3 separate regions of the Homo sapiens genome follow, and regions 1 and 3 are each linked to region 2. The links are chromatin loops, found by intact Hi-C in ENCODE. Cell type or tissue: heart right ventricle. All regions are shown on one strand. Links, peaks and the distances in the headings refer to the core of each region. The heading gives the core; the rest is flanking DNA. Region 1 overlaps IBTK (inhibitor of Bruton tyrosine kinase). Region 2 overlaps DOP1A (DOP1 leucine zipper like protein A). Region 3 overlaps IBTK (inhibitor of Bruton tyrosine kinase).

The links. Hi-C counts contacts between places; a loop is a spot of excess contacts. Peaks named below come from ENCODE experiments on the same cell type or tissue, not always from the same donor. Only the 100,000 strongest peaks of a DNase experiment are listed, where the experiment ranks them.
Region 1: it touches region 2 in a loop (3-fold over the local background); 5 of 110 quality-filtered maps call a loop at or near these places.
Region 3: it touches region 2 in a loop (2.5-fold over the local background); 5 of 110 quality-filtered maps call a loop at or near these places.

The regions. Positions count from the first base shown.
Region 1 is chr6:82,211,270-82,221,885 of GRCh38, reverse strand. It overlaps IBTK (inhibitor of Bruton tyrosine kinase), which reads left to right. Exons shown (of 29, transcript NM_015525.4): 9 at 1,173-1,296; 10 at 3,749-3,926; 11 at 5,636-5,810; 12 at 7,057-7,659; 13 at 9,093-9,179; 14 at 10,314-10,396; 15 at 10,482-10,519. Among named protein-coding and RNA genes, the nearest start is that of IBTK, 31 kb to the left of the region's middle. In heart right ventricle, for the core only: no CTCF peak of the experiment used is centred there; no DNase peak of the experiment used is centred there.
Region 2 is chr6:83,149,556-83,160,171 of GRCh38, reverse strand. It overlaps DOP1A (DOP1 leucine zipper like protein A), which reads right to left. Exons shown (of 39, transcript NM_015018.4): 28 at 8,513-8,579; 29 at 8,145-8,289; 30 at 7,805-7,884; 31 at 6,552-6,661; 32 at 6,129-6,278; 33 at 5,931-5,992; 34 at 4,069-4,221; 35 at 2,854-2,990; 36 at 1,550-1,605; 37 at 212-376. It also overlaps a transcript of PGM3 not described here. Among named protein-coding and RNA genes, the nearest start is that of PGM3, 38 kb to the left of the region's middle. In heart right ventricle, for the core only: no CTCF peak of the experiment used is centred there; no DNase peak of the experiment used is centred there; H3K27ac peaks cover 1,135 bases.
Region 3 is chr6:82,197,766-82,208,381 of GRCh38, reverse strand. It overlaps IBTK (inhibitor of Bruton tyrosine kinase), which reads left to right. Exons shown (of 29, transcript NM_015525.4): 17 at 3,424-3,525; 18 at 5,737-5,854; 19 at 6,900-6,960; 20 at 7,674-7,795; 21 at 8,129-8,241. Among named protein-coding and RNA genes, the nearest start is that of IBTK, 45 kb to the left of the region's middle. In heart right ventricle, for the core only: no CTCF peak of the experiment used is centred there; no DNase peak of the experiment used is centred there; H3K27ac peaks cover 1,911 bases.

The sequences.
Region 1 (10,616 bases), core at 4,373-9,372, 940 kb after region 2:
GCAGAAAGTTACTTTTGACTTCAATTTTAGGTTATATTTTAGTGATAGAAACATGAAAATGTGAATATGTTTCTTAAAACTGACTAAATAGGTTTTTTCCTGAGTTTGAGGTGATATGTAAGATGTTGAGTTGTATTTTTAGTTAACATTTATAAAACTTGCCTATATAACATTAAATCACATAAATATGTTATATCCAAGAGTACATTAAGGAAATTATTTTGTTACAGATTAAGTTATACAATATAGTAATTTTGAAAATTTTTTTTTCCTTTAATTTAAAAGGGAGGACAGTCATTGGAGTAGCAGCAGGCAGATTTCACATAATGCTATGCACATCAAATGTGCAGATATAATGAAATGTGTAGCTAATGAATGAGTTACTGAATAGCAGTACAGATGATTTTCATGGTAGCAATATCTGTTTAGGATTAGCCATTTTTTAAATTAAGCATTTCTATTTAATTTTGAGGTTTAAAATTTGTCTTTTCTGTTAAAATAGAGATGCACTTAGGAGCTTATAGCCATACCAGTTATTTATTTATTATTTATTTACTTTTTTAAGACAGAGTCTCTCTCTATCACCCAGGCTGGAGTGCACTGGTGTGATCTCTGCTCACTGCAACCTCTGCCTCCTAGGTTCAAGTGATTCTTCTCCCTCACCCTCCCGAGTAGCTGGGACTACAGGGGCGCATCACCATGCCCGGCTGATTTTCGTCTTAGTAGAGCTAGGGTTTTGCTATTTTGGCCAGGCTGGTCTCGAACTTCTGGCCTCAAATGATCCACCGGCCTTGGCCTCCCAAAGTGCTGGGATTACAGGCGGGAGCCACTGCACCCAGCCCATACCAGTTATTTAAACTCCAGAGTGAATGTTTGAATTAGCAGGTGGAACTTCAGGCATTTAATGTGTGTGTGTGTGTGTGTGTGTGTGTGTGTGTGTGTGTGTGTAGGTAAAGTCATTTAAGAGAAAAAGACTTGACATAGAAAGGAACAGCCCCCTTGTAGGGGAAATTTACAGAATGGAAGGCTAGAGATACCAAAGACCAAATCATTTTACTTCACCTTCACAATAATTGCCTATAGATTGTTGTTTGAATACTAACTTCTTTGAAGTTTAGGCATGTGTAGTTTAGAGAACATATTAATCTAGGATTTTTTTTTTTTTCATCTAGACAGTTGAACTTGAAAAAAGTTCTTGTGTCTGGGGGTCATATGGAATACAAGGTTGATCCTGAACATTTGAAAGAAAATGGGGGTCAAAAAATTTGCATTCTTGCAATGGATGGAGCTGGAAGGGTAAGTACATGTTTATGTAAAAGTGTAATCTTACTCTCAGTTGATAGCTGTAGCAGACCTGGTAACATGAAAATGTATTGCTATGTTAGTGACAATTCCTATTGACTTTGATGATTAGTATTGGGTGCCAAAATAAGTATGTTTTAGACATCCATTACTAATTAGTATGGAGGTGGGATTTAGAGAAAGTATGACAGACAGCATTTAATCTAATGTTGCACAATACTGATTTGTTAAACTGTAATCAAAAATTTTATTGTGCTTAAAATGAAAAGAGATTTTGATGTTATTTGGTGTATACACTGAATACTGATAAATGACACTGAATTGCGTAAATATAAGATATGTAATGTAACTATAATTTTATTTATTTATTTTTTTTGAGACAGTCTCGCTCTATTGGCCAGGCTAGAGTACAGTGTCATGATGTCGGCTCATTGCAACCTCCACCTCCTGGGTTCAGGCGATTCTCATGTCTCAGCCTCCTGAGTAGCAGGGATTACAAGCATGTGCCACTACGCCTGGCTTATTTTTGTATTTTTAGTAGAGACGGGGTTTCGCCATGTTAGCCAGGCTGGTCTCAAACTCCTGGCCTCAAGTGATCTGCCCTCCTCAGCCCCACAAAGTACTGGGATTACAGGCATGAGCCACTGCGCCTGGCCTCATGTAACTGTTAAAAAAGTAAAGATCAGGCAATATGATAAATTTGGTGCATAGTTGGAAATTTTTTTCCATATTTAGTTTTATACAAATGTATGCATTATAATATATGTATACATTATAACTATCCACATTATATATGAAATATTTCCGGATCACTAGTGTATAAGGAATTTCTTATCTCTTAAATAAAAAGTTCTAATTTTAGTTCCTTATGCAAACATATCAGTACATTTCTCTAATAAAATTATTAATTTAAAATATTTAAAAAGATTATTTTCTGAAATATATGCTTCAATTAATGTATTTATATATTATATAAAATACATCTCTAAATTGTTTTTGAGGGGTGGGAGGGTGGGAGCCATCTCTAAATAATATATTTAGATTTTAAAAATTATATTTAAAGGTATATATCATACACTAATGATACTGAAAAACACACAGTATGGGTAGAAGAACACAGATAACTTTCTGGTTTTACTTATCAAATTAAAATAATGTTTTCCGAGGTTTATAATGTGCTGTAAAGTTTGACATTTTAGAAATTGAGGAATTAATCATAAAGCTCCACATACTGGGTCATTATAGGCATATATTGTAGGGATGGAGAATGAAGATGATTTTAATAGTAGTAACTAGGTTTAAATATTAGAGCTCTACATCAGGAAGAATAGCTGTTGGATGGTGGGCGTAATACTTGGGTGATGTGATGCTCTGTGCAGCAAACCACCATGGCACACGTTTACCTATGTAACAAACCTACACATCCTGCACATGTACCCCTGAACTTAAAAGTTGAAGGAAAAAAAAAAAGAATTAGAGCTCCAGTTTGTACTAGTGGAAGGAAACAAATGGGGTTACATAAAAGAGTTGAGTATAAAAACTTATATTTGATTTTGGGATGTGTATCACTTACATTGAAATGGATATAGCTTATACTTCTGGATATTTACTTCCTGCAAAATAGAGTCTCATTAAGAAAACCAAGCTCTGAAAGCATCAGTCAGTCTCAATCAGTATAGTCTTTTTGTGTGAATAACTTTTTAGCGACCTTGTCAGATAACCATTTTGTGTTCTAGTTTTCTTAACTTGATTATGAGGGAATTGGACTTTTAAAAATCAGCAGTTCCAATTTTTCAAATGAAATTGTGCTTGGAATACCGGTATATGAAACAGATAAAACAATTGCTACTGTGGATTGGGAAGCCTGACACCCCATCTCTCATCATTCTCCATCCCTTAGCAAGTCCCCTGGAGCTACTTTTCAGGGACTCTGAGGTTTGCAGAACCATTTACAACCATTGAATTCTGTAATGACTTTTCTAAGATTTTGTTTTAGTTATATAATTGAGTTATGCATACATTTACTTTTTTCTTGAGAGTAAAGTTTGGATTTTCATAGGGGGCTCATTCTTCTTGTAAAGAGATAGTACTACAAGAAGCCTGACTTGTAAGTTGTAGCTTTAAGATTTTGTTTTTCTTTAGCATTGTAGCACATCTGTTTGCCCTAAACAGGTAATACTGGAAATTGCTACTTCTTAAGAGGAGTGCCTTTGAAATAATTTCTAATGCTTCAGGCTTGCTTAATATACTTTTCTGAAAGATATTTCTTTAAAATCATCTTGATTTTTCTTATAGTAGCTATCTTTTTCTGTGGAAGAATAAACATTGAAACATACTAATGAGAGCTTTTATTTTAACAGCATTGTCTCTTGATATCTTGATTTAAGGTTTTGGTTGTTCAAATGCTACTTGCTTTATATTTCAATGTGATTTGGTTTTGTTTTAGGTGTTTTGCTGGAGATCAGTCAACAGTTCTCTGAAGCAGTGTCGATGGGCCTATCCACGTCAGGTCTTCATTTCTGATATTGCTTTAAATAGAAATGAAATTCTATTTGTTACGCAAGATGGAGAAGGATTTAGAGGGAGATGGTTTGAAGAGAAAAGAAAGAGTTCTGAAAAGAAAGGTCAGTTCATATATTGAACAATACGTAAAAGTACCTTTCAATTATCCTTTAATTTGACAAGTATTAGGTTCAACTGACAAGTGTTATTAGGTTTTACTTTTATGTATTTATCTTTGTGATTAGTTTTTTAATGCCTGTTTCCTATTAGAGTGTAAGGTTAGTGATGGCAAGGGCCATGAATATTCGTCTATATCCTTAGCCTTTGGCATATTTCCTGGCGCATTGTAGTCACTCATTAAATCACCTGTTGTATGAATAACTCAGTTATTGTGTGCCAGAACAAAATCAAGAATGTTTATAATTACTCAGAAAATTATAAACGTATTCTTCAAAATCATAAAGCCACAGATAAATGACTTTTGTAAAATTTAATGATTTACTTGTATTTCTTTTATTTCTTTATAGATTATTCAAGTCTGTAAACATTTAATATATATTTACTATGTGCCAGATATAGGGGAAAGTTTTAAAGATGCAAGAATATATAAAATGGGCCTCTATACTGAGGCACTCATAGGCTTGTAGGGGCAATAGACATGTATGTAAATATTTGCAGTTCACTGAGACTAATGTTAATATCCACATAATAAGTTTCTTGAGAGCATAGAAATTGGAATGACTGAGTGTCAGAGAAGATTAGTAAAGCCTCATAAGACTAAAATAGAGTTAATTTGTGGGAGTAACTAGAACGTAGGTTCAACTTATGGAAGTCTTTAGAAGTGTGTCTTAGTCATATTTAGTGATCTGAAACTGAATTCATGATTTCATGCTCTAACTTCTGCTTCTCAGTGTTTTCTATTTCTGTAAATTATTATCTTTGACACTCAGATTCCCTTACACTAGAATTAATCAGTCATCAAGTTTTGTTCTCTTTCTCAAATGTTTCTTATATCTTTCCACTTTTTTCCAGATTCATTGCTACAACCTAGTCTATATCATCTTTTAATTCTTTTCCTGGATTTACAGTAATTCCTTAAATGGCCTCTTTTTATCTATTCTTTGTTTACCTTAAACATTCTTCACACTACAACCAGAATCATTTCATTCATGTAAATTTCATATCTTTGTGGAAGCACTATATCCTTTACCTTCATAGCCTTGATTTTACTTGTAATGATATAATCATTTGTGTAATGTCTGTCTTCCCTGCTAGATTGTGTACTCGAGGAGAGCAGGCACATGTCTGTCTTCTTCACTACTATATCACCAGACTGATGATATCATAGTAGCCCAGTTTGGTTACGCACATATTTTCTGAATACATGCAAGAAAGGGGGAAGAGAAAGGGAGGAAGCAAATAAACAAGCAGATTATGAAGACAGTAGATTTATATATTTTTAATCCAAGTTGAAGAATTTTTTTCCCTTTGGGCAACAGGAAGTATAAGTTGAAAAGTTTTAAAAGCTAGTATGACACTAGATTTGCTTTTTAGAAAGGGAACTTTGGTTGCAGTATGGAGGATGTGTTTGTTGAAAGAGATGGAATCATGGATAATTGAGAATCCATCCACCAAAAATTTCCTGTATAATACAGCCAATATATTCAGTGGAAAATGTGTTGAAGAGAGGATGTAGTTCTTCAAAAACACTGAATATATGTGAAAAAGATTTCCATATTTTTCTAACTCCTTTTCTATTCCATTTACTTCTCAATCATTTTAGTAGTTTCAGTAAAGCCTTGATTAATGGTAGTTTATTTTTTTTTAACAGAGATTTTATCAAACCTTCACAATTCCTCATCAGATGTGTCTTATGTCTCTGATATAAATAGTGTGTATGAAAGAATTCGACTTGAGAAACTTACCTTTGCACATAGAGCTGTTAGTGTCAGCACAGATCCAAGTGGATGCAACTTTGCAATCCTGCAGTCAGATCCTAAAACAAGGTATACTTGTATATATTAAATTTCATTTTTTAGAAGGAACAATCACTGAATTTTCTTGTTTTCAGTAGCTGCTGGTGCAAATTTAATTGAAGAGCTGTTGCCAAGACCTATAGAGACCTTAGACATAATCATGTTTACAGATTATGTCTACAGATAATCCAGAGGTAGAATTTGTTATACTTGGAGTGATGAATGTTTCCTTTGGTTTATAAACTGACATTTATTGAAAATATTGAAAATATCTATACATGCACTCACAAAGTTTATTGTCTTTCTTTTTTTTTTTTTTTTTTTTGAGATGGAGTCTTGCTCTATTGCCCAGGCTAAGTGGCAAAATCTCGGCTCACTCTAACCTCCACCTCCCAGGATGAAGCAGTTCTCTTGCCTCAGCCTCCCAAGTAGTTGGGATTACAGGTGCCCGCCACCACACCCAGCTAATTTTTGTATTTTTAGTAGAGATGGGGTTTTGCCCTGTTGGCCAGGCTGGTCTTGACCACCTGACCTCAGGTGATCCGCCAGCCTCGGCCTCCCAAAGTGCTAGGATTACAGGCATGAGCCACCGCACCCTGCCTTATTTGTCTTTCATACTGTATGATGTACCCTGGGTTCTCAGATTCTGAAAAATGTATTATAAATATTTCTTAGGCAGTTTGCAAAGATTTCTGACCCTTGAATATGATGAGAATTGGCAAAATAAGTGTTGTGGCGCCATCTGTAAATCGCAATGCAAATCTCCTAAGTCACATAAGCAGAGAGGTATCAGATTAAGATAAACATCAAGGGTACTGTTGAAGAGGGAGGAAATTCTGCAAGTAGGGTCATCATCCATCCTGGTTTGCCCAGGCCTGCCCCAGTTTTAACATTGAAAGTCTCATCTGAGAAACTCGTCAGTCCAAGGCAAACCACAGGAGGGTTGGTCTTCCTACTGAGAAGGGTGAAATGTTGGTTGGGAAGGTGTAATTGCATTCCCACAGTACTGTAAGAACCAGGGATACGGACAACTTAGTTCTTATCATTTTAATTTGAGAGAAGAATAGAATATAAATATAAAAAGGAATAGAAAAAAATTAAAGGATGATATAGCATCTAGGACTTTGTGCAATATTCTTGTATTTTAGGAAATGCCAAATTTAAAATTTTCTAAATATTGTTAAAAAAATTGCATTTTAAAGGAGAATTGGCTAGGTATGAAAAAGGATTTCCTTCATATTTTTTGAAGCATAATTTGTTTTTGTCTTCTTTCTAGCCTTTATGAAATTCCAGCTGTGTCCTCATCATCCTTTTTTGAAGAGTTTGGCAAACTGTTGAGGGAAGCAGATGAAATGGACAGCATTCATGATGTGACATTTCAAGTTGGCAATAGACTCTTCCCTGCACATAAATATATTTTGGCAGTGCATTCTGATTTTTTTCAGAAATTGTTTCTTTCAGATGGTAATACTTCAGAATTTACAGATATTTACCAGAAAGATGAAGATTCTGCAGGGTGCCATCTCTTTGTGGTAGAGAAGGTTCATCCTGACATGTTTGAATACCTTTTACAATTTATATACACAGATACTTGTGACTTTTTAACTCATGGCTTCAAACCAAGAATACACTTAAACAAAAACCCAGAAGAATATCAGGGAACTCTGAATTCTCATTTGAATAAAGTGAATTTCCATGAAGATGATAACCAGAAGTCTGCATTTGAAGTTTACAAAAGTAATCAAGCTCAAACAGTTAGTGAGAGGCAGAAGAGCAAACCTAAATCTTGTAAAAAAGGAAAAAATATTAGGGAAGATGATCCTGTAAGAATGTTGCAAACTGTTGCAAAGAAATTCGACTTCAGTAATTTGAGTAGTAGGTATGATTTCTCTTTTATATCTGTTCCTGTACCTCATTCAGTCCTCCTTTAAAAAATTTCCCACCCTTACTGTGAAACCCCATCTCTACTAAAAATACAAAAAATTAGCCGGGTGTGGTGGCGGGCGCCTGTAGTCCCAGCTACTCAGGAGGCTGAGGCAGGAGAATGGCCTGAACCCGGGAGGCGGAGCTTGCAGTGAGCCGAGATTGCGCCACTGCATTCCAGCCTGGGCGACAGAGCGAGACTGTGTCTCAAAGAAAAAAAAAAAAATCCCACCCTTTTTGCCTTGCTTTGCTTTTCTTTCCCCTCCCCAAGTCTCCTCCCACTTGTTCCATCCCCTTCTCTTTCTCCTTCCCCTCCTCTTCCTCTCTCTCCCTTTCTCCCTACCCATCCTTTTTTTGGGGAGGTACATGGATATGTCTTTCCTCCATTTGCGGGCAGAGCTATCTCTGGGACTTCTTGGATTACATTAATGGATAGGAAAGCTGTTGGTGGGTTTGAACTCTGGTTTGTGTATGTAACAGGGATCTGGAGTGGCAGGCAATGTGGTATGCTGGAAAGGTCTTTCAAGTTAGACATACATATCTCTTAGCTTTACTATTCCTGGCTGGGACAATTTTCTTTTACCTCAGTTTCTCGAACTCCTGGGCTCAAGCGATCCTTCTTACTTCAGTTTCTCAATATAAGAAATGGGAAAGATAATATTTGCCTCATATTGTTGATATGGTTTTGTCATATGTAAATTGCCTAACACCATAGTATCATATTATGAATCAGATTATTTGAAATTCTTTCTTTTTTTAAGGTATTTATGTTGCTTGTGGCAGTTAAACCTTCGTTGTAGGGTGGGAAGAGAGGAGGGGTGTGTATCGTGTTTCCTGTTTAAAAATAATGAAGGGGCCGGGCGCGGTGGCTCACGCCTGTAATCCCAGCACTTTGGGAGGCTGAGGTGGGCAGATCTCCTGAGGTCAGGAGTTTGAGACCAAGCTGGCCAACATGGCGAAACCCTGTCTCTACAAAAAATTACAAAAATTAGCCGGGAATGGTGGTGAATGCCTGTAGTCCCAGTTACTGGGTTGGCTGAGGCAGGAGATTCATGTGAACCTGGGAGGTGGAGGTTGCAGTGAACTAAGATCATGCCACCACACTCTAGCCTGGGCAACAGAGCGAGGCTTCGTCTCAAAAAAAAAAAAGGAAAAACTTTGTGCTATGGCTTTGATTTGTCTTTTGTCAGTAATGTTTAATCTATTTTGAATTCTAACTAAAATGGAAGAAAAAGTATGATATTTCTTTATCTCAGAGTAGGAGTTTGTTGAGATACTTTTCTAGGATACAGTATTATATTTAGATGTAAGCTAATTTGTTGGATTTTTTGTTGTATGTTTATTTTTGTAGGGGAATATCAATTGTTAATTTTTATCTATCCTTGATAGGTTAGATGGAGTCAGATTTGAAAATGAAAAAATTAATGTTATTGCCAAGAACACTGGTAATAAACTGAAGCTAAGTCAGAAAAAATGGTAAGTAAGGAAAGGAAGATTAACATTTCATGTCTGGATTTTGGCACTTAAGTGTGGAAATAGATCTCTGCTTACCCACATATGAAGCAAAATGTATAGGTAGATACCCTCTTACCTTTTCTAGTATTCTGCATTTCTGGAAATGTTGGGGAGCTGTTGAAGTAAATTGATAAAATATTAACTGCTGAAGACATCAAAGGAGTTTTTTCTTTCCGATGACTTTCTAATAGAGAGTGGAACTTTTAATTTTTATTTTTTCTTGCCTGAATTTTGTGCCTTGTTATAATTAGGAAATGTTATTAGCCCCCAAACCAATTAATTATACCTCTTCATCATTGTTATGATTATTGCCTTTAGTATAAAAAATTCTTAGTAATAAATATACTATTCTAAATATATTGTTAAAAAGTTTTGTTTTTAGGGCCTGGTGTGGTGGCTCACGCCTGTAATCTCAGCACTTTGGGGGGCCGAGGCAGGTGGATCACCTGAGGTCAAGAGCCTGATTAACATGGTGAAATCCTGTCTCTACGAAGAAAATACAAAAATTAGCCGGGCATAGTGGCGGGTGCCTGTGATCCCAGCCACTTGGGAGGCTGAGGCAGGAGAATCACTTGTACTCGGGAGGCGGAGGTTGCAGTGAGACAAGATTGCACCATTGCACTCCAGCCTGGGTGGCAGAACGAGACCCCGTTTCAAAGAAAAAAAAAGTTTTGTTTTTAGCTATTCATGCTTCCTCTGTAAGTGAAAAGGTTTTGGAGAAGGATAAACTGTGGAGTTGTTTCAACTGTGCTTGGCCCAGATTAGCTACTACAAATAAGTGAATTACAGAGACTTAAATATGATATCACTTAGTATTATATTATTAACAGTTTTTCTGGAATAAAAAAAAGGAAAATCAGAAAAATACTTTTTGAATATTTGTATTCGGCTCCCTTTTCAAATATTGTCTTTACTCTAAGGCCCTTATCTTCCCTGTGGTGGAAAAAGATGAAGTATTTTATTGTATGTATTCCTGCAAGTTATTTATTCTCTGCCACCTTTAAGAGAAAACTGAAAGTTAAGCCAAATCCTATAATCTTTTTCACTAAATATGTAAAGAAATTGCTCTTGCTTCAATTAAACATTTTCTTGCAGTTCATTTCTGTGTGACGTGACCATGAAATCAGTGGATGGAAAGGAATTTCCTTGTCATAAATGTGTTCTTTGTGCTAGACTTGGTAGGTGCACTTTTTAAAGCTGCTGATTTATTTGCTGTAGTATTGTTTCACTATTCTTATTGCATTGAACTTTTTTTTCTTTTAGAATATTTTCATAGTATGCTGAGTAGCTCATGGATTGAGGTAAGATTTAAGTAAAAAGCGCCTAGGTTGGTAACTATGTTTCTTTATATTTTGTGCAAAGTATGTAGTAAAGAAATTCAAAATCAGAACTGGATAT
Region 2 (10,616 bases), core at 2,335-7,334:
AGGTACTCAATCTGTTGACTGAATAGTCTGTTAATATATCCACATTGACCATTTACTTCCGATAACTCTGCTGTGCCAAAAGAATTACATTTTAGTAAAAATTAGGAATATTTCAACTTACACAAAAAACTTTTTAATTAGTCATAGATGTCAGTGACCAAAGCAAATGCACTTTCAAAAATAACCATTTAATATCCTTGCTTTTACTTACATCTGAAACTGAGGAAGGTTTTCAGAGGGCAATGCGAGAGCCAAATCCAAAAATTTGCAAGCAGAGAGATAGAGGTTTAACCACCGCTGGCTGTTATATGAAGTAGAGAAGCCATTACCTCCTGTGTACGTTGTCTCCAGACCAGCCACAGAGGGCCCTGAAGTCCTGTAAGCAGGAGACAGTGCTGTCAGCAGCTGGACCCATTTACTCACAGGAATTCCTGGAAAGATCTAAAAGTACCAGCTAATATTTTTCATAATCATCCTGAGATAAATGTGCCAGTAATTGCTAAGCAAGGTCATGATGAAATGTCACTGTTTTCAAATCAAAAATTCACTTTTCTTCTTTGAGAATGCAAAAACAGTACATAGACTGGGCGCAGTGGCTTCTGCCTGTAATCCCAGCATTTTGGGATGCCAAGGCGGGTGGAATGTTTGAGCCCAGGAATTTGAGACCAGCCTGGGCAACATGATGAAACCCTGTCTCTACAAAAAATACACACAGACAAAAAAAAAAAACACTAGCCAGGCATGGTGGCACACACCTGTGGTCTCAGCTGCTCAGGAGGCTGAGGTGGGGGAATCACCCGAGCCTGGGAGGTCGAGGCTGCAATGAGCCAGGATCACACCACTGCATTCCAGCCTGGGTGAAAAGATGAGACCCTGTCTAAAAAAAAGTAGTACATAACTTATATTATGTTCAAGAAATATAAAAATAAAAACTGTAAAAGCGAGAAACTTTTTTACTCAGTTTCTGCAAGGATGAGAAAATTCTCTATAATAATAAAGTTATTAGTACAGGAGATCCTTTTTATAAATCTACTACTGAAGAAGAAAATATATTCAAGAAACTTGGTCTTAAAGGAACTTTTCAATTTATAAATTTGTGTAAGTAAAAAATTGTATTTAGTCATACATTAATAAACTGCCTCTATTAAAAAGAATAAAAGTATATTAAATTGGGACCATCTGGAAGATCTGCATATACGAATAGCCTGGTTCCAGGTTACCTACCATAACAGGGTTGGCTATATGTTGCAATGTTTCAGAGACCAGATGTGACTTACCAAAACCAGCCTAGCTCATGTAGCTGAAACAATACTGTACTGCTTTAAATTAAATTTGTGTCTAGGGGCCCAGGGCAATGAATGCTGATGGCTTAATCCAATCTAAAGGGCTTAAGGAATAAGTAAAACTACATTATATCCAAACGTAATCAATTAGATAATAATAAATAAGTATTCAGAAAAAGACTATATTCTCCTAGATGCTGAGTAATATTCTGAATAATTTCAGGGTATTAAAAAATGGACAACAATATATTTAAATTACATATTACCGTGAAATATCTTCATCAGCAGTGAGTTCCTGCTCCATCAGTAAAAATACTTGTACCTGAAAATGGTGAAATGTTAAATGTTTATTTAAACTGGATATTTAATCCTTTCAAGTTATCTTTAAGTTGTATTTTCATTAACGCAAAAACAAATTTTAGAATACATTTTCAGAATCTTTTAAATTATACTTAGTTTCTGAAGGTAAAACTGCAAATTTAGCCACACAGAGCCTTGCTAATCATTTGGTGAAATCCAGTGAGATGAAGGTGAGCTTTTGTTTTTAGTGATTATGGAACAGAGTTAGTTATTAAAAAAGGAAAAATAGGTCTGGTGTGGTGGCTCACACCTGTAATCCCAGCACTTTGGGAGGTCGAGGTGGGCAGATCACAAGGTCAGGAGATCGAGACCATCCTGGCTAACATGCTGAAACCCCGTCTTTACTAAAAATACAAAACAAAATTAGCTGGGTGTGGTGGCAGGTGCCTGTAGTCCCAGCTACTCGGGAGGCTGAGGCAGGAGAATGGCCTGAACCCGGGAGGCAGAGCTTGCAGTGAGCTGAGATCTCGCCACTGCACTCCAGCCTGGGTGACAGAGCGAGACTCCATCTCAAAAAACAAAAAAAAAAGGAAAAATAAAAGAAAGATTAAAGCAATTATATTTGCAGGGAAACTATAAAGCTAGATTTTCAGAGAGAGATTCCTTTTCCATTGTTTACTCATTCCTCTTTCCTAACTCCCCAAATCATTCTGAGGAGGATAAGGATGACTGTGTACGGTTTGAGGAGGGGAACAGAAGGGTGTAGGTGGGACTTGGGAAGGTTTTACCGTTTGGTAGGTTACAAAATCTTTGTGAAAGTCTCTCTGAAGCAAGTTTAAATGGGGTAGGTGCTGCACTTCAAGAGTGAGTATATGTAATATGTCAGAGCAGTTAAATCCAGCTCAGCCATCTCTATCACTAGAGGTATTGCTACAGCTATTGTAAATGGGTCCAGCTGCTATTGTCAGGACTGTAGGCCATGACAGAGTTAAAAATGTAGTGTAGTACAGACTAAACACTAAACCAGATCCAAGAAAGTAATCATTCACAAGGAGCTGGCCATCCATCTATGTTGCATGTTTGTAAATTTAAGCTGTATGGAAATGGAATCTGACTTGTTTTACTATTTTCAACTGTAAAAAGCATCAGTAACTGGTTTAACTACAGCTCAGTTCTCTCCCAATATTCGTTAATATCTAGTAAGCACATGGAAACTAATCACTGTTTTATCATTTAGATTTATAACCTGACTGAATTAAAATTAACTCACAAGTTCTGTAATCATGGTAGGCCAGAGTGAGGTAAGATGTTGGGGAGACATTCTTAAAAGTAACACTCTGAAAAACAGGAACACTTGAGAATGGAGAGTTGGCACCTGTGGCAAACGGAGACTCTCAACCAATCTCTCTGAAAGAAATGCAGAGCATTTTCAATAACTAAATAATCTTTATCACATAAAACTTTCTATATTGTCGGTCCAGTACTCTCAAACTATCTGTAGTAAAGGATAAACTTTAAAAAAATTCAAAACTGTTGTAGATATTTTCATAAAACAACGAATAAGAGAACTCCAATTAAACAAAGATACACAAAATACAAATGTCATTTTCTTATTAAGCAGATTCTGTCAAATAGCAAATAAAAGTTTAAAATGTTTACTCTAAAGTTTTGTACTTATGGATGGGATAACAGACTGGTTACTGGTCCATGGACCATACTTTGAGTAGCACTGATCTAGTCAACTTAAACAAAAAAAATTGTAGGGACAAATAGTGTACATTTTGCATATCTGAAATTAGGCGTAAAAGGTTAGGAAACAAGGAATCATTTGTCTTCTGGGAGAAAAGAAAATTCTCCCTAGAGAGATGACAACTATCATGTTCCCATGTTGGCTCCTGAGGCTGGAGGCTTTAGAGTATGCTGACTCGAGCAGCAAATAATTCTGTTCTGGATAAATCCCCATTGTGGAGCTATTTGGTGGTACAGGGTGATGACACGTGTACTGATATCCTTCTGGATACAGAAGGTCACCAAACCCACTTGATGAAGTTACCGAAAATGTTACATAATCCCCCATGCAGTCCCCAAATTACAGATCTCCAGGTGTTACTTCTAGCCACAATTTCCTGGCTTTGCCTTATATTTTGGTCTTCTCAGAGTACACAAATTCTTGTCCACAAGGAGAACATGCTAACATGACTGCCCGCAGCAAAATCATCTTATACCTCATCCTCAAACATGAATTCCTAAGAAATTTGAACTAAACAATAAAATAGAGACCACATTTAGGCAAGTCCTACAACTCAGTGATGATTTCTTTTAGATGCCAGCATTGATAATTTTCATTGTTTCAGTAGAAAAATTTCTAATTCCCGATTGATCTACACTTGATATATTTTACCCCAACTTAGTATTTAGAGAAGTATTTTCTAAGGAACCAAAAACCTGTAGTTAGAGAAAAAATAAAGGGTTTTTCATTTTTTACCTTGTATATCTGGAAGATATTTCTGGTACTGGTCAATTTCACTGCTAAAAATAGCAAATGCTAATCTTTTAAGAAGCATAGCTCTCTGTTCTAGCTCCACATCACGGTTTGCAAAGAGATTAAGTGAACTGCTTTGAGCCACTGCTACACGAGCTGAAAAAGCAAGTGAAAGAGACTGTGACACTGTCATCTGAAGAAAGATTATTCTGTTGTTTTTTAAAATAGCTAGATGCTCTATGACATCCAAAACTGAGAGGAGCTTGGGGTACAAAACTTGATGCCCCTCTCTGGGGCAGACAGGCTGGCAAACAGATCCAACGTATATAAGCCAGAGGACCAAAATGGTAGGAATTGTGATGGAGAGGAAAATTTAGAACTGTAGGTTTTAGAAGGTAAAACCACTAATACCATTTATATAAAACCCTGAGGAAACCCTTTAATATTTGAGGCCATCTGCTTAAATCCTTCTCGTTACTTTAAAAATACCTTCTGGTGTAGCTTGCCTACCTACCTCTCCTTCCTCAAGTCATTACTCACCCTCAACTCACTCTGCTGTAGCCACACTGTCTTGCTTGTCATTCTCTCAGTGCACCAAGCGTGCTCCCATCCCAAGACCTTTGCAATTTATTTGTATTTTTCTTTGAGATGGTATCTTCCTCTGTCACCCAGTCTGAAGTGCAGTGGGCACAATCATGGCTCACTGCAGCCTCAACCACCTGGGCTCAAGCAATCCTCCTGCCTCCTGAGTAGCTGAGACTACAGGTACATACCACATTTGGCCAGTTTAATTTTTTTTTTTTTTTTTGTAGAGCTGGGGTCTCGCTATTTTGTCCAGGTTAGTCTCAAACTCCTGGCCTCAAACAATCCTAGTGCCTTGGCCTGTCAAAGTGCTAGGATTACAGGCGTGAGCCACTGCACCCAGCCAACCTTTGTAATTCTTGTTCCCTATTCCTGGAATATTTTGACCCTAGGCCTTCTCATGGTTGGCTTCTTTAGTTTCACCTTGTATATGAGCTATTTAGCTGTTATTTAAAATCCATCACACATTGCCCTATTTCCTTCACAACTTTTAAAATTTGATTAAGGTTAGCGCAATGCGTGGCCCACTGTTGTCTTTTAATAAAAATTTGTTGAATGGATAAATCTGAACCTTAAAACAACCTTATGAAGATAAAACAGATATCCTGCCCTTTTTCCAAATGAGAAAACTGTAGCTTTAGCTAAAGAATTTGTTAAAAAATATTACAGAATCATACAATGTTACTGCTATTTAATAACTTTCAAACGTTTTTTAAAACTCTTTTTTTTCAGATGAAATTCTAAATGGAATCCTAAACTATAAAAACAATCAAGAGTAGAAAGAGGGGGTGGGGGGTGATTCTGCCCTTCTTGGCACCCCTCTTTCTTCCTTCAGATGAAATAAACAGAGCCCCAGAGATTTAAAGTGACTTGTCTGATAGGCTGGATTCGACTGCCTGCCTTTTGCACTTCACCATCTGTCAGTCTCTCATTCACTGAATAATTATTTATTGAGTGCTATTATTATGTGCTGGGTATGATGCTGTGTACTGAGGAAATAATTTAGATTCAAATTAGACATGGACCCTTCCCTCCACTAGTTGCTGCAAAAGGACAAATAGTTTTACTTATTACTTATCACTTAAGTTGTCCTCTGTAAATTTTAAGATTATATTCCCATAGCGTACAGAAAGTAGTGTGCTTTCCCTAGAGCACATATCCCCACTGACACTTGACAAAGAGCTAATTCAGTAGTCTCCTAGTCTCCAGAAAAGAGTACAAGTAAATAGTAAGAAGGAACCATGTACAGGAAAGAACTTGGATTGTCATCCCGTAATACTCACTCATCAAATCTCTAAATGTTGTTTTATCATGTGTCATCAGATTGTCCATAATTGCTCTCCAACTGAAAGAGATAAGGATTACAACATGTAATTATGTTGTTACTGTTAAAGAACAGTATTCTAACTTTCCAGGGGAGTAGCTGATTTCATCAGACTGTGAGGTGCATCATGCTGAATACAAATAAGAGGGCAACTTACTGATTAACACAAGAGGCATCCATCTGAAAGAAACTGGGATCCATAAAGAGGTCAAAAGCTTCTTTTTTCCAAGCTCTCCGTGTGTACTGATACCCACTAAGACTGCTGAGCAGCTGGACACAAGCTCGATAACTAGGGGCATTATGTGCACTACAAGGAAGAAAAACCACCTTAACCTACGTGTCCTAACTTTAATCATCCTATCAAGTTATACATAAATGTTCACATTTACCTAAGACAGTGACATGAAGATATGAAATAGAAAGCACCATAAGAAAAATAATATATGAATTTTTTTAAACAATTATAATTCAAGGTAAAAATGCCATTTTATGATAATTCTAGAAATGGCAATAAGGGAACAGAACTTGTTTCTAACAGGCTATGAATTAATTTTAAAAACTATTTAAATAATGATAGTACCTGTGATTTCTGAGGTAGGGCACAACATAATGCATAATATTTACAAGTAAAGGAATAACCCGCTCCTTTTCATCACTATAGAAAACCATATCCAAAAGATGAGCCAAAACCTATGAAAACATAAAAAATGAAGAGTAACATATGAGGTGAAACTGACATCATCCCAAGGTACTGATTTTCAGTTTGTTAGAAAACCTAGACTACTTAAAATTAGAAAAATCTAAAATTAAATCTTCCTGAATCATTTTTATGTTAATGAGTTTTGCCACCATCTGCTTTTTTGTACATTGTTACTATAGGATATAAATATGGGCAAATCTTGCCATTTCCAACTGAGATAGGGAAGTACAAAAAAGAAAAGAGTTCAAGAACCTTCTGTGACAGTGAGTAAACAGTGAATTTAGTACTAGAAACTATAGTATTCTTTTTCCCTGACTCAGCTAAAATGTAGTTTAGGAAAAAAAAACAAACAATTGAACTGGGCTGTTCAAATTCCAACACTGTCAATTAACAGCTATTTGGCCTTAGTCCTATTGTTCTGATCTTTGTAAAGGTCACTATCCACATCTGCAAAGAGGAAACAAAATGACATGTGTATAATAGGGTATAAAAAAGAACCTGTCAGACAATGTACATGAAAATGTTTGGTAAATTGTAAAATACATTATAGTGGCAGGCTTTAGATCACCTCCACCCCTCCCCAGGCCGGGCGCGGTGGCTCATGCCTGTAACCTCAGCACTTTGGGAAGCCGAGGTGGGCGGATTACCTGAGGTCAGGAGTTCGAGACCAGCCTGGCCAAACTGATGAAACCCCGTCTCTACTAAAAATACAAAAATTAGCTGGGCATTGTGGCACACACCCGTAGTCTCAACTACTTAGGAGGCTGAGGGAGGAGAATAGCTTGAGCCCGGGAGGCAGAGGTTGCAGTGAGCTGAGATCACCCCACTTGACTCCAGCCTGGGCAACAAGAGTGAAACTGTCTCAAAAAAAAAAAAAAAAGAAAAAGAAAAAAACACATAAAAAAGAATAGGACATGGAGAAGGGAAGCAGTATCTAAATTTATCACTAATGTTTGGCAAACTAAATAATCCAAATACATACAAGGCCAAAACTTTATATTAATTCTATATAGTGATTTCTAGAAGCACAAAATAGTTTCTCAAATTAGAAATTCCTCTATAAAAATTACTTGCTAATTTTTAATAATGAAACAGTCTACTTGAGAGTTCATGTGAAAAAGCTTAATATTTACCTCAGAGAGTAATGTCAATGCATGGACACTATATACAGAAGGAGTTATGTTTGCGGTTTCCATTGCAGGTGATAACATATCTATAAATAAGAGAAAATTAAAGATATGGCTAATTCCCACTGAAAATAAATTTTATGTGTGTGTGTGTGTGTGTGTATTATTTTTATATATGTATATATATATGTATATGTATATATATATTTTTCCCACTGAAAAAAAGTTACTTGTTAGACATGAGAAAAGGGATAAATTTGTGGTACTTATAGTGCTAGGCAAAATGATTTCTTAGTAAATATATGCCTGCTTACAGATAATAAACCTAAATGTTTGACAAGAATACCTTCAACATCAGATTCCAAATTGGTTCCATCTACCATTATTTTGGGAGAAGGCTTAACTTCAAGATTTCGTCGCAGCCATGTTGTCTGTTCCAGAGAAGAACCAGCAATTGCACCAATTGCATCCACTATTTTGTGAGTTACATCCTAAAAAAATAAGGAAGAACAACTATGTATGGTACACACATGCACACTAGTTATGAACTTCTGTAGTTTATATTTCTGATAATAGATATTTTACAATAGACTTGTTGATTCCCATAGAATGTTCAGAGTTGAAAGAAACTTCAGTTTATTTTATTTGACTCTCTCATTTTCAAATTGAGGGCACTGAGAAACAGTTTTGGCAACAGCTCTTAGACTGCCTTACCTGAAGGTCTCTTTGGTCTTTTTTATTTTCCAAACTAGGGTTTTTCATAATAAACTCATTCAGAACCCTAAAAGGGCCAAAGAGAAAACAGAAACGGGAAATATCAGGCTAAAAGAAACTAATGCGATCTAATTTCTCACGATGAGTTAAGCGGCTTAATGGTCTTGATTTCCATTTTAAATATTTAATATATATACATATCCTATGACTCAACTGACATTCATAAACATACTCATGAAAAGACACTGTATAAAGATGCTCAAAGCATCTTTTGTAAGAGCCCCAAAGTGGAAGGAACCCAGATGTCCAGCAAGAGCAGAAAAGATAAATTGTGGAATGTGGCCAGGCGTGGTGGTGCATGCCTGTAGTTCCAGCTACTTGGTAGGCTAAGGCAGGAGAATTGCTTGAGGCCAAGGCTGCAGTGTGCTATGATCATGCTGTGAATAACCACTGCACTCTGGCCTGGGAAACCTGGCAAGATCCCATATCAAAGAAAAAACAAATTGCAGAATGTTCAAATACTAAACAACAATGAAAAATTACAGATATGTGAATTACATAAATGAATCTCATAAACATATGTTGAACAAAAGAAGCCGACACAAAATATTTATATATACTTATAGTTCAAAAACAAGGCAAAATCCATCTGTGGTGTTAGAATAGTGGTTACATTTGGGGAGATAAAAGAATAGTAATTGGGAGAGGTGTGGAGGGACACATGGTGTTTTATTTCTTAATTTGGGTTTGTAATGATATAGTGGTATGTTGACTTTTTACAAACTTTGCATTTGTAGAGTTGTGTACTAATTATTTGTGTATTTTTCTATGTGTGTTTTATATATAAACAGAAAAGTTTAAAAAATCTTAAATTGTAATACAGAAATGATTTCTTCCCATAACACATTAAAAATAGTTCATGAAGAAAAAAATTTCCATTTTCATTATTTGCTAAGAGTCTACTCAATATTCACTCTGACATGGTTTTTTAAAAGATAAATTATATGCACAATTACTTCCAAACTAATATGTAAAATGAAACTAAAGAGCAACCTTCATATCAATATCTATTTTTTAATTAGGTAATTTTAGAGGATCAGTACAATGGTTGGCAAAAAGGTAAACTGACAAATTTTAAAAGGAAATAAAGTTTCTAGTATAACTGAAAATGTTCAACTTTCAACTTTTTGTTTTAACATTCAGAATATGCACATGTTGAAAAGGAAGAGGATCCTTCATTCTGAAAGGAAGAAAAGGCATGTAAGGAAAGGGGAACAGCTACAGATCACAACAAATGAACTTAATTTTTTGATGAAATTAGCCAGCAGGGTTATTTGGTGATGATTCCAACACCTGTACATACATTCCCTCTCTGAACCTTATGACAACTCCTGTGTAGCTGGGACTACAGGCACGTGTGACTATGCCTGGCTAATTTTTAAATTTTTTGTAGAGACACAGTCTCCCTATGTTGCCTAGGCTGGTCTCAAACTCTGGGCTCAAGCAGTCCTCTTGCTTCAGCATCCCAAAGTGCTGGGATTGCAGGCATGAGCCACCGCATGTGGCTTCTTTCTTTTCATGATCAAATATCCTCAAAGAAGAATCAACACTTACTTTCCCACACTAAGCATTTGCTGTTAACACATCTGTGCTGCTACCTCTCCAAACCCTCTCTCCAAAATCATCAGATAACTGGTGATTGGACAATTAGGATGCCTGTCCAGATTGTCAACAAACATAGCCTTTTATTATTCCTCACCTTCCTTAACCTCTCTGTAGGTGTTAACCATGCTCTCTTAACCTCCCTTTGGTTCTGGACAATCAAATGCCTGGTTTTCTTCTTTTTGATACTTCCCTTTCTATCTCCTTTGCTGGCCCCTTCTCCTTCTTTATCCTGTTCTTTCAATCCCATCAATAGTTGAAACCATCCCCACACTTCCCACTTGAAATAGAATTCCTAGTCTAGCCTCTTTCCCCTCTGATCTAGCCTACTACTACTAACATGCCAGTCATGTCTCTCCTCAAAAACCTGCAACCGCTCCCACTCCCTTTCAAGACCACATTCTTTAAAATAAAATTCAAGATCCTGCCCCATCTAGCTCCC
Region 3 (10,616 bases), core at 339-5,338, 950 kb after region 2:
CTGTATGTTTTCTTCTAAGAGTTTTATAGTTCTGTCTCTCACATGTAGGTCTTTGATCCATTTTGAGTTAATTCCCCCCCCAGTCGTATTAAGGTGTAATTAACAAGTAAAAATTATATGTAGTCATAGTGTATAACATGATGCTTTGAGATATATATATGTATAATATCTATATTTATATATATAGAGAGAGATAATTACCACAATCAAGCTAATTAACATAACCGTCACCTCACATAATTACCTTTTTTTTTTTTTTGTGGTGAGAGTACTTGAGATCTAGTCCTTCAGCAAATCTCAAGTATGCAGTACATTATTATCAGTGTAGTGGCCATGCTGTATATAAGGTCTCTAGATCTTATTCATTCATCTTATAACTGTAATTTTGTACTCTTTGACCAATATCTTCCCATTACCCTAATCCCCTGACCTCTAGTAACCACCATTCTTATTAAGTTATTTTTTGTATTTGTTGTGAGCTATGGGTCCAAGTTTATTCTTTTACATCTGTATGTCCTATTTTTTGAGTACCATTTGTTGAAAAGACATTTGTTTTCCCATTGAATTGTTTTAGCACCTTTGTCAAAAATCAACTGACAATAAATTTAAAGTTTTATTTCTGTACTCTTCAGTTCTATTTCACTGAACTCTCTTTATGCCAGTACAGCAGTGTCTTGATTACCATTGCTTTGTTGTAAGTTGTGAAATTGGGAAATGTGAGTTTTCCTACTGTGTTCTGCTATTTCAAGATTGTATTGGCTATTTTGGGTTTCTTGCATTTTCATGTGAATTTTAGGATTAGTTTGCCAATTTCTGCAATAAAGGCAGCTGGGATTTTAATACAAATCACATTTAATTTGTAGATCAGCTTGAGGATTATTGTCATTTTAATATTTAAATCTTATAATCCATTAACACCAGCTGTCTTTCCATTTATTTAAGTCTATATATTTAAGTCTTTAATTTCTTTCAATGATTTTTGTAGTTTTCAGTGTACAAGCCTTGCTCTTTCTTAGTTAAAAATTATTAAGAATTTTTAGTGCTATTTTAAATGGAAATTTTTTTAATTTTATTTTTGGATTGTCCTTTGCTAGTGTTTAGAATTACAATTGATTTTTGTATATTGATCTTATATCCTGCAACCTTGCTGAACTTGTTCACTAATTCTAGTAGTTTTTTTAGTGGATTCCTTAGGATTTTCTATATGCAAGATCATGTCATCTGCAAATAGAGATGGTTTTACTTATGCCTTTCCAATTTGGGTGTGCTTTATTTCTTTTTCTTGCTTAATTGCCCTGATTAGATGAATCTCTAGTACTCTGTTGAATAGAAGTGGCAACAGTGGTTGTCCTTGTCTTGTTTCTGATGTTAGGAAAAAGCATTCAGCCTTTTTACCATTAATTAGGATGTTACTTGTGGGTTTTTTGTAGTTGCCATTTATCAGGTTGAGGAAGATTATTTCTATTCCTGGTTTATTGAGTGTTTTTATCATGAAAGGGTGTGGGATTTTTGTCAAATGTTTTTCTGTTTCTTAAGATGGCCGTGTGTTTATTATACTTTATTTTTGTGTATTATATTGATTGATTTTTCATATGTTGAATCATCCTTTCGTTTTGGATTTATTCTGTTAGGTCATGTTGTATAATTCCTTTTTATATGTTACTGGATTTAGTTTCTTAGCGTTTTTTGAGGATTTTTGCATCTTTAATTGTAAGGGATATTGGTTTAGTTTTCCTGTGATGTCCCTGTCTGTTTTTAGAATCAGCATAATATTGGCCTCCTTGTCTGAGTTGGGAAGTGTTCTTCATCTTCTACTTTTTGAAGAGTTTGTGGAGAATTGTATCAATTTATCTTGTATTAATTCATCAATTGTATTATTCATCTTTAAATATTCAGTCAGATTAACCAATTAAGCCATCTGGTCCTGGACTCTTCTTTGTAGGAAGTTTTTTGATCACTAATTCAATATCTTTACTTTACTTATTGCTAATTGTTTGCCCCCGTATAAAAGGCTGTTGTCACTGGGCAAGCTTTATGTCAGGTCAAATAAAGATAAGCATTCTAGTGGGATTTTCAGAGAACTAGCAGACAGGTCAAATAAGGATACTATTGCTCTACAACTGTTCTGTCTCCTGTGGCTACTAGGCTGTCAATGTGATTCCCTGTGATTATGGAGCTGTTGGTTTCAGTACTGCTGTGGAGGAGGGGAGAGGAAGATCTGAACAGGAAAGGCTGCAGTGTCCTGAATCCCACTGTTCTTAACAAGATTCAACTGCTTTTCTTAAGTAAACACTTCCTAGATTATTATAAGCTTTTGGCTGATTTCCAGAATTCTGGAAAAGTTGATTATGACAATTTTCCACAGTTGTCTGTTTTTTTTTAGAGGAGAGGATTAGAAGCTCTTAGTCTGTCATTCCTAGTGACTTCATCTTTGTCTCATATTTTAAAGCTGTTTTCTGTGTCAGATTTTTTTCTTCTTAATCTTTTTTTCCCTTTCCTCTCTTCCTCTGTTATTTTTTTCTTTCAATTTATGTTGTTATTTTGGCAGTGGCTCAGGGGCAAAAAGCCATTAGTAGTACTGAGGACCAAGAAAGTTGTTTTATTTTTTATTTTTTTGAGATGGAGTCTCACTCTGTTGCCCAGGCTGGAGTGCAGTGGCGTGATCTCGTCTCATTGCAACCTCTGCCTCCCATGTTCAAGCAATTCTCGTGCCTCAGCCTCCCCGGTAACTGGGACTACAGGCATGTGCCACCACGCCCTGCTAATGTGTGTATTTTTAGTAGAGATATGTTCACCATGTTGGCCAGGCTGGTCTCAAACTCCTGGTCTTAAGTGGTCGGTCTGCCTCCACCTCCCATAGTGCTGGGATTACAGGCGTGAGCCACCACACCTGGCCCAAGAAAGTTGTTTTAAATTAAGGAAGTCCAATAGTTACAAAAAAGCACTCTTAGATGACAAATTTTGTTTTAAATAAGAAAGCATAAGAGCATTATTTCCCCACCCTTTATATATTAAGTGTGATGCTGAGATTTGACTTTTCCCTCTTTGTATTAGCTTGAGAAGTGTTTTTCTAACAACATGGGAGATTATAAACAAGTCAGGCATTCTAGTGGGCTTCTAGACTGAAATGATCAATTTAAGTTGGCCATTTTATGGTCCTAGTGTGAGATCAAGACATTTTGGTGTAATTTTGTCAGCTTTCTACCTAAAAAATAGAAATATATTTTGATGTATTTACTTTTTATTATGGTTGCCCTTTCAACATTTAGAAAATAATCTTAAATCTCTTTTCTAGTGTACTAATTACTTCAAATTTTTTTTTTACTTAAATCTCTTTTCTAGTGTACTAATTACTTCAAATTTTTTTTTCTAGGTATAATGTATACAAAGAAAAAGTGATGCTTGTTTTCTTTCTTTTTTTAGAATCTCAAAATGTAGATTTTATTTGTAGTGTTCTTGTGGTGGCTGATCAACTTCTCATAACCCGGTTGAAAGAGATTTGTGAAGTAGCATTAACTGAAAAACGTGAGTAATTTTGAGTTTGAATATTAATATGTTTTCAGGTTCATCAAGGATTACTGTACTTTATTGACTTTATGATTCCACTTATGGTAAAATAGACCATTTTTTTGGTACCACGAAAACCTGCCAAAATATGTAAATTATTACATGCCATCATTTGTAAGTGAATTCTTATTTTAGAAATATGTGAAAATATATATGACTTAGAATTGAAATGTAATATTTGTATTGAAATGTCATAAAACCTTGAAGAATAAAGATGGTGTCAGATTTATTTGCTAATTTCAAGGGTGAGAGTTTAAAAGTGAAATTTTTGTACTCTTGCCCTGATCTTGGCTTTAGGTGTTTTTAGCTACCCATTTTCTACTATTTGCAGTGATTTTAAAAATTTAACTTTCCCATTATATATCTGAACAAAGCACATCTCTTTTTTTCTTGAACTCTTCTTTCTTGCTCTCTTCATTATCTTAGTTAATTTCATGGCTATCCTCCTGAACACTGTACTTTGAAATCCAAAATGAGTTTTTCTTTATTATTTTGGCCCTGACACTCAAATTCATTCAGTTGTCAAAACTTATTCCTTTTAACTATGTTGGTCACATTTCCCCTACCTTTGGGTTCTCACTGTTACTATGCAGTTGAGGTCACTGTTATCTGTTCCTTCTGGGTAGTGTCACAGTAGTGTTTTAAATGCTCTTTCTCCTGTCTACTTCTGTTTCTTTAAGCTTTCTGTAGGAAGTAGTTACATCTTCCCCCTGTTTACATATTTATAATTGCTTACTCTAGAATAAAGGTTAACTTTCCTTAGCTTCCACCTGACAGCCTTTTTGACTTTCTAATCTTATATCTGTTCTGCTTTACTGCTACTTCAAGAAGTGTGAAGGGAATTCCTGTCCATTTTTTCTAGTTCATACTTGCTAGGAGTTTGTCTTGGCTTTGGCATTTTAGTTCTCACTTTTCTTGAGCACTGTAGACTGTCTACTCCTTGGTTATTAAATAGAGAACAACAGCCCTGATCTCCTTTTAAGCAAGAAAAGAAAAATATTCTAAAATAAAGGACACAGCATACAACAGGTATAAGACATACATATAAGTGATATTTTACACTTGTACAGTTGCCTTTGCTGGTCTTCTTCCTCAGTGTTCTTTCATGGCTCTGGCTGCACAGTTGCCTTTATTAATTCCTTGATGTTCCTAGAACCTAGGAAAAGGAGGCTACCACCTCCTTTGGTCTCTGATTATTAGGAATATGTGGATACTTGTTCCCATGTGAACAACTCTAAAGAAGTTTTTATATGATCTAATTTTATCATTTCTTCAATTTCTCTGTTCATCATTAGTTGAAAATGTAGATTAGTCAGGAGTGAGACAGAGACCATTATTGACTGCAGTTGCAACTTTTGATAGAATCACAGGTGAGAAAGAAAAAGAAATGCAAGAAGCCAGATGTAGAAAACAACTGTGTTTCCCTATTGGCTGGTACTGATAGAGTAATTAAGAAAAATAGTGGAGGGAACAGGAAGCTGAAAGTTACCTGTTATGTAGGTAGAATATTCTGGGAGAGTCTCTAGGAAAATGGGTACTTTATATATAATGTTACTACAATTGTAACTAAATCCAGAATCTTTTGCACAGTATATCAGATTTTTCACTGGTGTGAAGAATATTATGATAAGATTGTGATGTACGTATTTTCAAAATATGTATATATTTATATACTTACATGTATATATATACACCCACATGAATTCTGATAGATAACTCAATATATTTTATAGAATTATTTCATCAGTTTTTCTTAGTTTTATATCTTTTTTAGTTTTATGGAAGAGGGAATAACTGCTATGTAAATGGAAAGGAAAGTTGTTCATTAATAAAAGCTTTTTAAAAATATTCAGAAAATGTTAGGTGGAAGATTGTCAGTTCTTATGTGTTTGCTTTTGGGTGGCACTATGCCCCTTCTGTATTCTGTTTTGCTTAGAATATGCTTGTGTGTGAGCTTATTTTTCCTCATAGCCAATCTTTTGAAATTACTTTGGCATATTGGGATGGAAGAGTTACATATTTGCCCCAGTATTAACTTATTTTTGGCAAGAAACTTTTTTTTCTTTATTCCAAATGTTCAAATCGTACAGCTTTAGACATAAATGTATTTTATTTTGCTGTGGTAATGTGCCTTTTATCTAATTTTGCAAATCTTTTCTTTCTTTGTAGTTACCCTGAAGAATGCTGCTATGCTACTGGAATTTGCAGCAATGTATAGTGCAAAACAGTTGAAACTGTCTTGTTTACAGTTTATAGGATTGAATATGGCAGCTTTACTTGAAGCAAGGTAGGTGAGGTGCATATGTTGTAAGATTGTTGCAAAAGGAGATATTTATATATAATAGCAGATATTATTAGTGATTTAAATGTGAATAATGATGTTTACCTGGATGGAAAGAATTTGATCAATGCTGATGATTTAGAAGTTATGTACATTTTAGAATTAGAGAGCTCTTGAAAACTTTTGAATGTTTTTAACAGTGATCTTTTTAAAATGAAATAAATGTATACTTTTTTAAAAATATAAGGTCAAAATATTTTACTTCCTATAAAGTCATTGGTGACAATATGAGAACACAGAAATTTGAGATTAGAGTTCCTGGTGTCAGTTTTTATTTTAAAGCTTCATTGTTTAGTTTATTTTTATATTTTACTTCAGTAGTAATGACTATTAACTATGTGCTAGACGGTGTTCTAAAAGCATTACATAGATTCATTTAGTTAATTTTTATGAAACTCTTATGAAGTAGAGAAGATTCTTTGTACATTTATTTATAATAGTTGCTTGAGGCCGGGTGTGGTGGCTTATGCTTGTAATCCCAGCACTTTGGGAGGCTGAGGCAGGTGGATCGCCTGAGGTCAGGAGTTCAAGACCGGCCTGGCCAAGATGGTGAAACCCTATCTCTAATAAAAATACAAAAATTAGCCGAGCGTGATTGTGTGTGCCTGGTAGTCTCAGCCACTTGGGAGGGTGTGAAGCAGGAGAATCACTTGAACCCAGGAGGCAGCAGTTGCAGTGAGCTGAGATTGCACCACTGCACTCCAGCCTGGGTGACAGAGTGAGACTCCATCTCAAAAAAAGAAAAAAAAAAAGAGTTGCTTGAGTTTTATTCAAGATATTTGTGTAATATGTTTGCTTTGCTGTTTATTTGAAATATGTAATATACAACCACATCTATTTCCAAAAGGAATTTGTAGCAACTGCTATATATAATGCTTAAAAAATAACTTTGTTACTTATCTAGCAATATGAAATATCTACGTATGTAAGCAACTTGACAGTTATCAAGTCACTTGAATCTTAAGATAGAATTTTGTATCCTATATTTTAGGTCTCTTGATGTTTTAAGCGATGGTGTTTTGAAGGATCTTTCTGAGTTTTACCGGAAAATGGTAAGGTTTATGTTTTAAGATTTTCGCGGCTATAATATTACCAGCTTAAGCAGTATATTAGATCAGACTTATTAATGGAATAGTTTCCTAATGACTTCTAGTACATTAGGATCTTTTAAAACTGATGATATAGGATTCCTTTACAGATCTCACAGATACATATGATAATCAGAATTCAAGATACTTAATAATAAAGTTAATATTTATTAATTTCTTTATAAATGAAAGTTACTGAAAGCCTCAGAGTAAGTCTTTTGTTATTTACCAGAGGTCAGGACCGTGCAAAAACATGAATTCATATGATCCCTAAGAAATGAATAAATCTATCTTTAATAATAAAGTGGAGCTTTTTCTCAAGTTTCCTTTTTGGCAGGTTTATGGAATAAAGTTTTTATTGAATTGAATCAAAATTTAACCCCCTCTTGTAAATTTAGGAAGTTATTGAGTATTCAAGGCTGTTCTAGTTAATGTCACCACATATTAAAAATGGAATATCTTACATAATTTAAAAAACATCTTTAGGCTGGGTGTGGTGGCTTATGCCTGTAATCCTAGCATTTTGGGAGGCCAAGATGGGAGGTTTGCTTGGGGCCAGGTGTTCCAAACAGCCTGGCCAACATGGCAAGAGCCACGTGTGCACAAAAAAAAAAAAAAAAAAAAAAAAAAAACTTCACAGATTTTGTATTTGAAAAGTGATATCTTCAATTCTGCAGATTCCAGCAATGGATAGAAGAGTCATTACACCATATCAAGATGGACCAGATATTAGCTATTTGGAAGTAGAAGATGGAGATATCTTCTTGAAAGAAGAAATAAATATGGAACAAAATCATTCGTAAGCTGTTTTCTTTTTTTTTTTTCTTTTCCTCCTTTTCTTCCTTCTTTTCTCCAGTGTGTCCCTTCACTCTCATCTTGGACATATGACACTTTTGTGTTGGTATTGGAAGATGAAATTGAGAAATTCTGACATAAGAAATAGGTAGTTACGCTCATTCTTAACCTTGGTATAATACAAAGTAAATACATAATTAATATCTGTAGGTCTAACACATTGAAAGTGTAAATATTTTAAAAAGTAGCCTTCAGGTTAAACATGTTGGGTTAAATAAGTGCATTTATCTTAGTTACCTCCCTAAACACTGCTGAAATTATGTTTGCTTTTTCCTAGGGAAACTATGTTCAAGAAAGCAAAAACAAAAGCTAAAAAGAAGCCACGTAAACGTTCAGATAGTTCTGGAGGTTATAACCTTTCAGATATTATTCAGAGTCCATCATCTACAGGTTCGTGGAAAGTGAGCATGTATTTCCAGTTCTAATCTTCTATGTCTCTATTCACATATGTCATCTGCTGGGGCTACTGAAATAAACAGTCCTTATGGAGGTACCAAAAGTGATAGTTTATTGTAAGTACTCCAGTTGAAGTTTGCTCTGGGAGCACAAAAGAGGTACTCAAACTAATCTGAGATCAGGGAAGTCCTCTTAGAGGAAAGCAATGCTGAGCTGAGTCTTGAAGAATGAAGTTATCTAAGAAAAGGAGGCAGATAGGTATATTAAGCAAAGGGGGCAATGTGTTCCCAAGCTTAGTAGCAAGAGAAAGAGTTGCACATTTCTTGTGCATATAGTTCAGTATAGGAGATAGGTTGGATAGGGTCAGATTTTGGAGGCTCTTATATGCCAAACTAAGGAATTTGTGTTTTATTCTAAAGGCTATGGGTGGCTGTTGATGATTTAAAACAGGATGTGACTGGATGAGATTTGTTTTTAGAAAGACTACTCTTTCCAGTGGCATAGGGGTTTAGAGGTTGGCAAAACATGACAGAGATAACTATTATCATGTTGATTCAATTTAAATATGTCAGTACTCCAAGTAAGATGCCATTCATATGCATAAGGGGGTTGTAATCTGGTAGTAGAATATAAAATGTATTTAGGCATTATGTGAGCCTGTTTGAAAGTAAAGGTCAGGTTATGTAGTTTTTCTAAAATATTTTTCCCCAGTTTTTTCTTTTGAGAATATTTAACTTACTGAAAAGATGAAAGAAAAATACCATGAACACCTATGTACATTTTATTCAGATTTATTGTTAACTTCTCATCACATTTGCATTTTCTTGCAGACTCTTTGTTGCTTACTGTCTCCTCTTTCCTCCATGTGTTACACACACACACAAACACACACACACACAATACAGAGACTTAAAAAAAAATTGTTCCACTTGGAATAAGTTGTAGACATGATACTTTTCCCCCGAATACTTGAATATGAATCTTTTAAGATGGGAATACTCTTCTACACAACCACAATACCATTATCATACCTGAGACAATTGACATTAATTAGTGTTAATTAGTATTATACTTCATATCCACATTTTCCTAATTGTTGACAAATGTTTTTATAGTCTTTTTTTTTTAACATTAACAAAAAAACTAGTATTCTATCAAGGTTCATATTATCTTTGCTTATTAGTATCTCTTTAGTCTCTTCTAACTAGTATAAAACTGCTGTACTTTTTTGTTTTTTGTTTTCTCTTTTCCAAAAGGTCAGTCCAATTGTGTTATAGACTGTCTCACATTCTAGATTCATCTGATCTAGATTAAACTATATACGTTTTAGTAGTTTCTTTAGATAAAACATGAATTGTGACTATAAAATAATGAGACTACAGTATGGCTTTCAGAAATGGTAGGTTACTCTTGTCTATAGCACTAAGGCATAACCTAGTACAGTTTCTGCTAACAGTACTTCATAGTCAATCAGCTGTATACAAACAACTTTGAAAAATAGAAGAGTACATTGTTTTGTGTCCCTTTGGAAAAAAAAGCTTGTTAGGCAGGGCAAAGAAGAAGGATTTTTTTTTTATGTTTACTGAGATGCTTCAAATTAGGTGCTTGATATGTTCACTAAAGCTCAAAGGAATAATGTCAAGAATAGTTTTAGATAACATAAAGATAAAAAAAGGATAGATAATATGCCTAAAATTTATTTATGAAGCAATGAAAATAGGAATCAGGAGACCTAGTAAATGGGAAAGCTATTATCTTAGGACTTTTCTAAATTTAAAATTCTGTGACTCTGTGTTCTCTGTGTTGTATGAATTACCGTTAGTGTTTAGAAGGAGGCAGGGGTGGATTGATGGAAGGATGAATAATGGATAGACAGTCTTGAAAGTAATGACTTTCCAGTCACCTAAATGACTTATGGAAAAGCAGATATTTGGTTTGTTTTAAATAATGTTATTGTTACCATATGTGTTAGAATCTTAGAATTTCAGAGCTAGAAGAGACATTAGTAATGAAATAATTTATGTCCCTTACTTTAAACCTAAGGAAAGAAGCTCAAAAAACATAAGTGATTTGAAGTAGTGACCAAAAGAAATAAAATTTGTTCTCTTGATTCCAGGTCCGTATTTTCCTGGTGTACTGTTCTTTCTGTGGCCAGGATATCTGTAGTCAAAGATAACTAAAAGGTCAGATTTAATTGGAGGCCAAAAAGACCTGTTAAGGAAGAAAATTTGAGTATGAGGCCAATTTCATCAAAGACAGTTGCGTAAAAGCTTAACATCTGTGTCGATCTTAAAGTTAGACAAACGGCATTCAGCAAAACTGTTTTTGACCAGAAGTAATTGTTGGCCACATTAATTGTCCTCTTTTTT